Linked DNA regions of Homo sapiens: region 1 is linked to region 2. Evidence: chromatin contacts called from ENCODE Hi-C data. All regions are on one chromosome and are shown on one strand. The core of a region is the stretch at or near the end of the contact, and the rest is flanking DNA. Distances in the headings are between cores, read along the strand shown. Region 1 holds the start of XRCC2 (X-ray repair cross complementing 2). Region 2 holds the start of AGAP3 (ArfGAP with GTPase domain, ankyrin repeat and PH domain 3).

Region 1 (2,993 bases), core at 213-2,712, 1.6 Mb before region 2:
CTTTGGGAGGCCGAGGCAGGCAGATCACAAGGTCAGGAGTTCGAGATCAGCCTGGCCAATATGGTGAAACCCCATCTCTACTAAAAATACAAAAATTAGCCTGGCGTGGTGGCACGTGCCTGTAGTCCCAGATACTTGGGAGGCTGAGGCAGAAGAATCACTTGAACCCGGGAGGCAGAGGTTGCAGTGAGCCGAGATGGTACCACTGCACTCCAGCCTGGGCGAGAGTGCAATGAGACTCCGTCTCCAAAAAAAAAAAAAAAAAGAAAAAAAGAAAAGTAAGTGGGGCACACGATTCAGGCCTAAGCTAACCAGACCAACCTCATTCCTGATGGTTGTTAATGTTTCAGATACGGGCCCGCAGCCCTACGTAGAGAAGAGGCCAAGGTAGAAAACATGAATCTGAGGTAAAAAGAAATGAGGTACTTGTTTGCCTCATCAAGCCTCTCAATTAAACTAACCTTGAAGCCTGTCTTACCTTTGGACTTCTAGTGATGTCACCCGGTAAAGCCCATTTGTTTCAGGACGTAAGAGTTGGGTTTTCTGTGACTTGGAACCAAAACCATTCCAATTTACAAAATGAGCAACTTTAATATTACCCATGAGAAATACTTCATTGGTATATGCTCTTTCCTAGCGTTTTTGAAAACTAAACTAGGTGGGTGAAAAGTATATCTTTGCATGAAACTTTTTCATTCCAGAAAACATTTTGTCATCTTGATAATAATGGCCAATGCTACTATATCCAAATTTTTGTCTTTTTTTTTTTTTGAGACAGAGTCTCGCTCTGCCGCTCAGGTGTGATGGCGCGATCTCGGCTCACTGCAACCTCTGCCTCCCTGGTTCAAGCGATTCTCCTGCCTCAGCCTCCCTGAGTAGCTGGGATTACAGGCATGCGCCACCACACCTGGCTAATTTTTGTATTTTTACTGTAGACGGGGTTTCACCATTTTGGCCAGGCTGGTCTCGAACTCCCGACTTCCAGTGATCCTCCTGCCTACCTCAAAAAGCAACTTGATAAATCCACAGGCTCGGTATATTTTAAAAATTCTTTTAAATACAGTATACTTTTCTCTTTTTTTCCAGAATTAACCATGAATCGCACACACAGCCAGAGGCTTTTAACCCGAGAACGGACAAAGGGGCCTGCTTGTGCAATACAATTATTTTTAATGGTTAAACAAATTAATACATAAGACCAGCTTTACCTAATATAATAATAACGAACCAAAGTTTACAACAGACAAGAAAAGCACCAGCTGTCCCCGCCACCCCGGAGCGATCTCCAAGGGGACGCGGGAGAGCGCCGCGGGGGACGCGGAAGTCTGACGTCACAGGAACTGGGGGCGGGGCGGGGAGGCCCGCACACCCTATTGCGCATGCTCCCGCCTCCCCGGCCGCGGCCTGGCGCAGTGCGCACGCGCGCGGGTGGGCGGGTTTGACTGGCCGTAGAGTCTGCGCAGTTGGTGAATGGCGTTGGTGGCGGGAAAGTTGAGTCTCTCCTGCGCCGAGCCTTCGGGGCGATGTGTAGTGCCTTCCATAGGGCTGAGTCTGGGACCGAGGTGAGAGCCGCCGGGTTGGGAGTGAGGGAGATGGGAACAAGGCCGCCGGTGGGCGAGGGGAGCCGAGGGAACCCGGGGGATTGGGAGGCTTGGGGCGGCGCGGCCTGGCCGGGCTGGGACCGGCCTCTCGGCCTAGACGCCCGCGATGCTGGCACCCTCTGCCACCTCTCACCTGGGCCCCAGGGGTCCGCCCCTGGGCAGCCTGGAGTCCTCCGAGGTGGGAGGACCGGGCGGAGGTGGAGGAAGTCTTTCTTTGGAAGACTTGCTGCCTGCCCAGATCGATATAACATACGAGGTCTCTCCTCCCAAGAGTTATGGTCTAAAAACCCCTCACAAATTAACTACCGTTGGAAATGTCAAGCTATGCAAGAAAAGCTAGAAAAGGGGAGGGGTCGCCCGTTGGAGCATTTGGAGCTTTTCTGGAACAGGTGGTGTTTGCGGAGGTTGCCTCACCTCCCTGTAGCCCACGTGTCTCTGCTTAGGGCAGCTGGCCCTCGCCACCCCCTAGTATTCGTTTCCAGCCCAGGTAGCTCCAGAGCCACACAAGCCGGTGGATGCCCCTCAAGAATTGAACCAAGTGTCCAGCACTTACTGTGTGTCAACTACGTGTTAAGGGATAGGAGTAAGCAACAAAAGACATAACTTCTGCCATTAAAGAACTAGTAAGGGAGGCTGCTGTAAGAATTACAGTATTGCACAAAAGTTTGTTGTCCATTAGAGGGGCGGGCATCATGGAAGATGCAGGAGGAGATGACTGAAGTTTCAAGGACCATTTGAAATGGTTTGGCAAGGAGAGGATGACATTCAGAGCGGAGACAGTCGGGAGTACATGGATTCTGAATTAAGCAAGAGCATGGCTAATTTAGATAACTGCAAGTATTTCTGTAAAATTGGAACAAAGGGAGTGAGGGACAATAGGTTGGGAAGTAAGCGCTGAGCAGTGGGCAGGGTATGAAGGATCTTTTATGCAGATGAGAGAGGAAGCAATCTCAAAAGAGTCAGCAAACATTTTTGTGGAGGGCCATGTGGTAAATATTTAGGCTTTGCAGGCCATGCCGTTTCTGTCACAGCCACTCAACTCTGCTGTTCTAATGGGAAGGCAGTCATAGATAAATAAAGGCACATGGCAGCGTTCCAATAAAGCTTTGTTTTTTGGATTTAGCCTGCTGGCCATAGTTTGATAATCCCTGTTCCTAAAGAGTAGAACCACTGCTTAGTATAAGAACGGCTACAGTTATAAACCATAGATATATATATATTTAAAAATATATTTATATATAATATATATTTAAAAATATATTTATATATAATATATATTTAAAAATATATTATATAAATATATATTTAAAAATATATTTATAATATAGATTATATAGAAAGTATATAATACATATAAACATATTTTTTATATATAAATATATATTTTTTTGA
Region 2 (3,344 bases), core at 186-2,685:
GCCTCCAGCACCCACCACACCAGGGCTTGCGAGGCATCTGCCAGCAGCGTGCCACCACTTCCTGTGCCCTCAGCGGTCGAAAGTCCAGGGCCTAAGGGCCCAGAGAAAAAAGCGCTAGGCAGCGCAGTGGCCGGGGGTTTCCGGTCCCCGACTCCGGGTGCGGTGTCCCTGGCGGTCGGTCAGCACCCGGCTGCCCAGCAGCTGCCTCCAGACCGAGGAGCCGCGGATCCCCGTCAGGCTCATGACCCGGCCAAAGCGCGGATGGACCTGCCGGCGCCTCCCACGCGGTCGCTGAGCCTCAGCCCAGCGCCAGGCCCGGCCCGCTCCCGCTTGGCCGCCGCGGCGTAGGGGGTGTGCGTCGGGAGAGGGCGCCGCGGCGAGCGCCACCCTCCGGGCCTGCGGGCGCTGGGCCCGGGAAGGCTGCCATCCACTAACGCGAGGCTCCGATCCCCCGCCCCACTGCGGAGCAGGGCCCGGGCAGCGGCTAAGAAGCCTCCCCGGTCACGACCCCACCTCCCCGCAGCTGAAGCCCTCTGCCGCGCCCACCTTCCCCGGCCAGGCCTGGACAGATCTGGTCCCGGCCCCCCCAAGCGACACCACCTTCGCGCCCTGGAACACAGTCAGCAGAAAACCCCCAACCCCAAAGTGTCCCCGAACGAGATATGGCGAAGCTGCCCGCCGGTTCTGCAACACAGATCGGCAAACCTCGTGGCCTGGTCCTCAAGCGCGCAAGGACCCCCGACAGGGAGAGCATGGCCAGGCACGGCCTGTGGAGCCCTCGGCCGGCGCCGGAGAGGCCACTGCGCCCCGGCTCCCGCAGCCCCCGGCTCCGCTCACCCTCGATGGAGATGACGTGCTCCCGGATCTGGTTCTGCAGCGCCAAATCCTCGATGCGCTCGATCAGGTCGTAGATGGCGTAGATATTGGGATGCACGGACTCGAAGCGCTGGATCTCGGCCCGGATGGCCGCGGAGTTGGAGAGCGCGAACTGCTGGGGGGGCCCGCCGGCCAGCTGCTGCGAGGGGCCGCCGCCGCCCCCGGCCCCGGGCCCCGCGCCGCCGAACTGCCCGCCGCAGACGAGCTGCTGCGCGGCAGCGCCGCCGCCCCCCGGAGCCGCCAGGCTCTGCTGCTGCTGCGGGCTCTGCCCCCCGCCCGCCTGGAAGTTCATGGCTTCGGAGCCGTGGGGCCCGAGGCGGGCCCGGGGCGGCGCGGCGGAGGCGGCGGCGGCGGCGGCGGCGGCAGCGGCGAGCGGGAGCGCGGGGCTGGCGGGGCCGGGACTACTGGGCTGGCGGCGCGGGGCTAGCGCATGGAGCCGGGGGCCGGGGGCCGGAGGCCGAGGCCAGGAGGCGCCGCCGCGCACGCTGTGGCCGCCGCTGCCGAGCGCTTCCCAGCGCCGTGATCCCGCTGCCTCGGAGCAGCCTCCAGCGGCAACAACAACGGGACCGGGAGCGCGCGGCCCAGGCCCTCCCCCCGCGTCATGCGCACGCACCGCCGCCCCCGCCGGCTCCGGCACACGCAGCCCGAGCCCCCCTCCCCGCCGCCCCCGCCCCTCCTGCGCGCCGGCCCGGGCGCCCCCGCCCCTCGCTCGCTCGCTGGCTCTGCAGCCTCCACCCCCGAGCCGCGCGCTCCAGCCCTGGCGCCCCGGCCCCTCCCACTCAGCCTCGGCCCTTCCGCCTCCTCACCAGCCCCCACCCGCATTGCCTCGAGGGCCACCCTCGCGGAGGGGACAGCTGCCCTGGTCTCCTCCCGCGCCCGGCTGTCGCTTTCGCCTCCCTGCGCTGATCTGGGCGGGGTGTCGGATCTCTAGGCAATGCCCAAACAGTGCCCTGCGCCTGAGGGTGCTGCTGACCGAGGCTGATTGGCCGAGGAGTCCGCCCAGGCCCAGCTGCTCCTCGCTTACAGCGTCCCGCCTTCAGTGCGGCATAGGCTCCCCTGTCCCCAGGCTCCGAGGTCAGCCCTAGAGACCACCCTGCTGCCGGAGTTTTCTCCCTGTCTCCCTGCCCAGGCTCTCCACTGCCGGCTGCAGCAGTGCTCTCCTAAAAGACCCTCCCCCTGCCGGACTTGGGAGATTAGCTAAATGCTACCCGACCCCATTGGTACATAGAGGAAGAAGAGGGAGGGATGAAATAGTATATGCCTTTCTCCCCTACTCATCCCATTGGAGAGACCAACCAAAGCCCACGTGGCTCTCAATTTTTCTTGTCCTCACCCCTTGTCCATCCTGTCCTTTCACTCCCTCTAGGGCCAGGGAGCTCCCTGAAATGTCCCAGTTCCTCTGCAGTCCCATTGCCAAAGTGGGCTGCAGTTCTGTTAGCCCCCTCCCCCCCACCAACACACACACGTTTCCTAAAACCTACAAGAGGTGACATTTGCAGAGGCCGCAGCCAATAAATCTGCCAGAGATGTTGCAGGGTATCTGCTACCCCCAGATATCCTAGGGCATCAGTGACACACATCGTCCTTCTTACGCACACTTCCACTTCCCTGGCCAAGCTGGATCTTTTCCCAGCATGAAGCTGTCCACTGTTTGATTACCCACACAACTCAGCCCCAGAACCAACCCAGTCACTATTCCCGAGTTCCTTGTACCTTCCAAAGCACCTGGTGCAAGCTAATCAACACACAGGGTCTCCTAAGCTCCTGAGGAACCTGTGTTTCTATCTCCCTGCATAAGCTTAAGGATATCTTGTGCCCTCTCTGGGTTTCATCTGCGAAATATAGTGGTTGAACATAAAACCTAGTTCTGATGTTGTATAATTCTAAAAGTAACATCCAACATCTCTTTTAGGTGCTTAATTAGAATTGACAGCAGGAAGTAGCACCAGGTATACCTCCCAAGAGAGACACTAAGAGCAAAGAGCTCCTCAAATGTGTTGCCCCAGCAACTAGCACACACGTGTTATAGCACTGTTGGGCTGTTCACACGTCTAGCTCTTCTACTAGTATATGGAGCCACATGAGGGCAGGAAGAGGGTCTGATTCACCATTTTATTCCCAGTATCTTGCACAATGCCTGGGATATAGTGTGTGTGTGTGTGTGTGTGTGTGTGTGTGTGTGTGTGTGTGTAATTTTTTTTGAGACGGAGTCTCACTCTGTCACCCAGGCTGGAGTGCAGTGACTCGATCTCAGCTCACTGCAACCTCCACCTCCCGCATTCAAATGATTCTCCTGCCTCAGCCTCCCGAGTAGCTGGGATTACAGGCGCCCGCCACCACGCCCAGCTAATTTTTGTATTTTTTTTTGTAGAGACAGGGTTTTACCATGTTGGCCAGGCTGGTCTCGAACTCAGTGATCCGCCTGCCTTGGCTCCCAAAGTGCCAGGATTACAGGCGTGAGCCACTGC

The links. Hi-C counts contacts between places; a loop is a spot of excess contacts on that map. Pooled maps may share reads with other maps.
Region 1: a pooled map shows a loop between it and region 2 (7-fold over the local background). The contact joins the promoter of XRCC2 here to the promoter of AGAP3 in region 2. A Hi-C loop is called at or near these places in 3 of 37 single-sample maps with no recorded cell type and 6 of 50 pooled maps.

What each region holds. Positions count from the first base shown.
Region 1 is chr7:152,674,610-152,677,602 of GRCh38, reverse strand. XRCC2 (X-ray repair cross complementing 2) reads left to right here and starts at 1,462. Exons shown (of 3, transcript NM_005431.2): 1 at 1,462-1,562. The coding sequence starts at 1,524. RefSeq lists silencers at 1,216-1,685, 1,986-2,075 and an enhancer at 1,141-1,985.
Region 2 is chr7:151,084,566-151,087,909 of GRCh38, reverse strand. AGAP3 (ArfGAP with GTPase domain, ankyrin repeat and PH domain 3) reads right to left here and starts at 1,435. Exons shown (of 18, transcript NM_031946.7): 1 at 838-1,435. The coding sequence starts at 1,168. RefSeq lists an enhancer at 1-39 and silencers at 260-529, 890-959, 1,326-1,415, 1,466-1,715.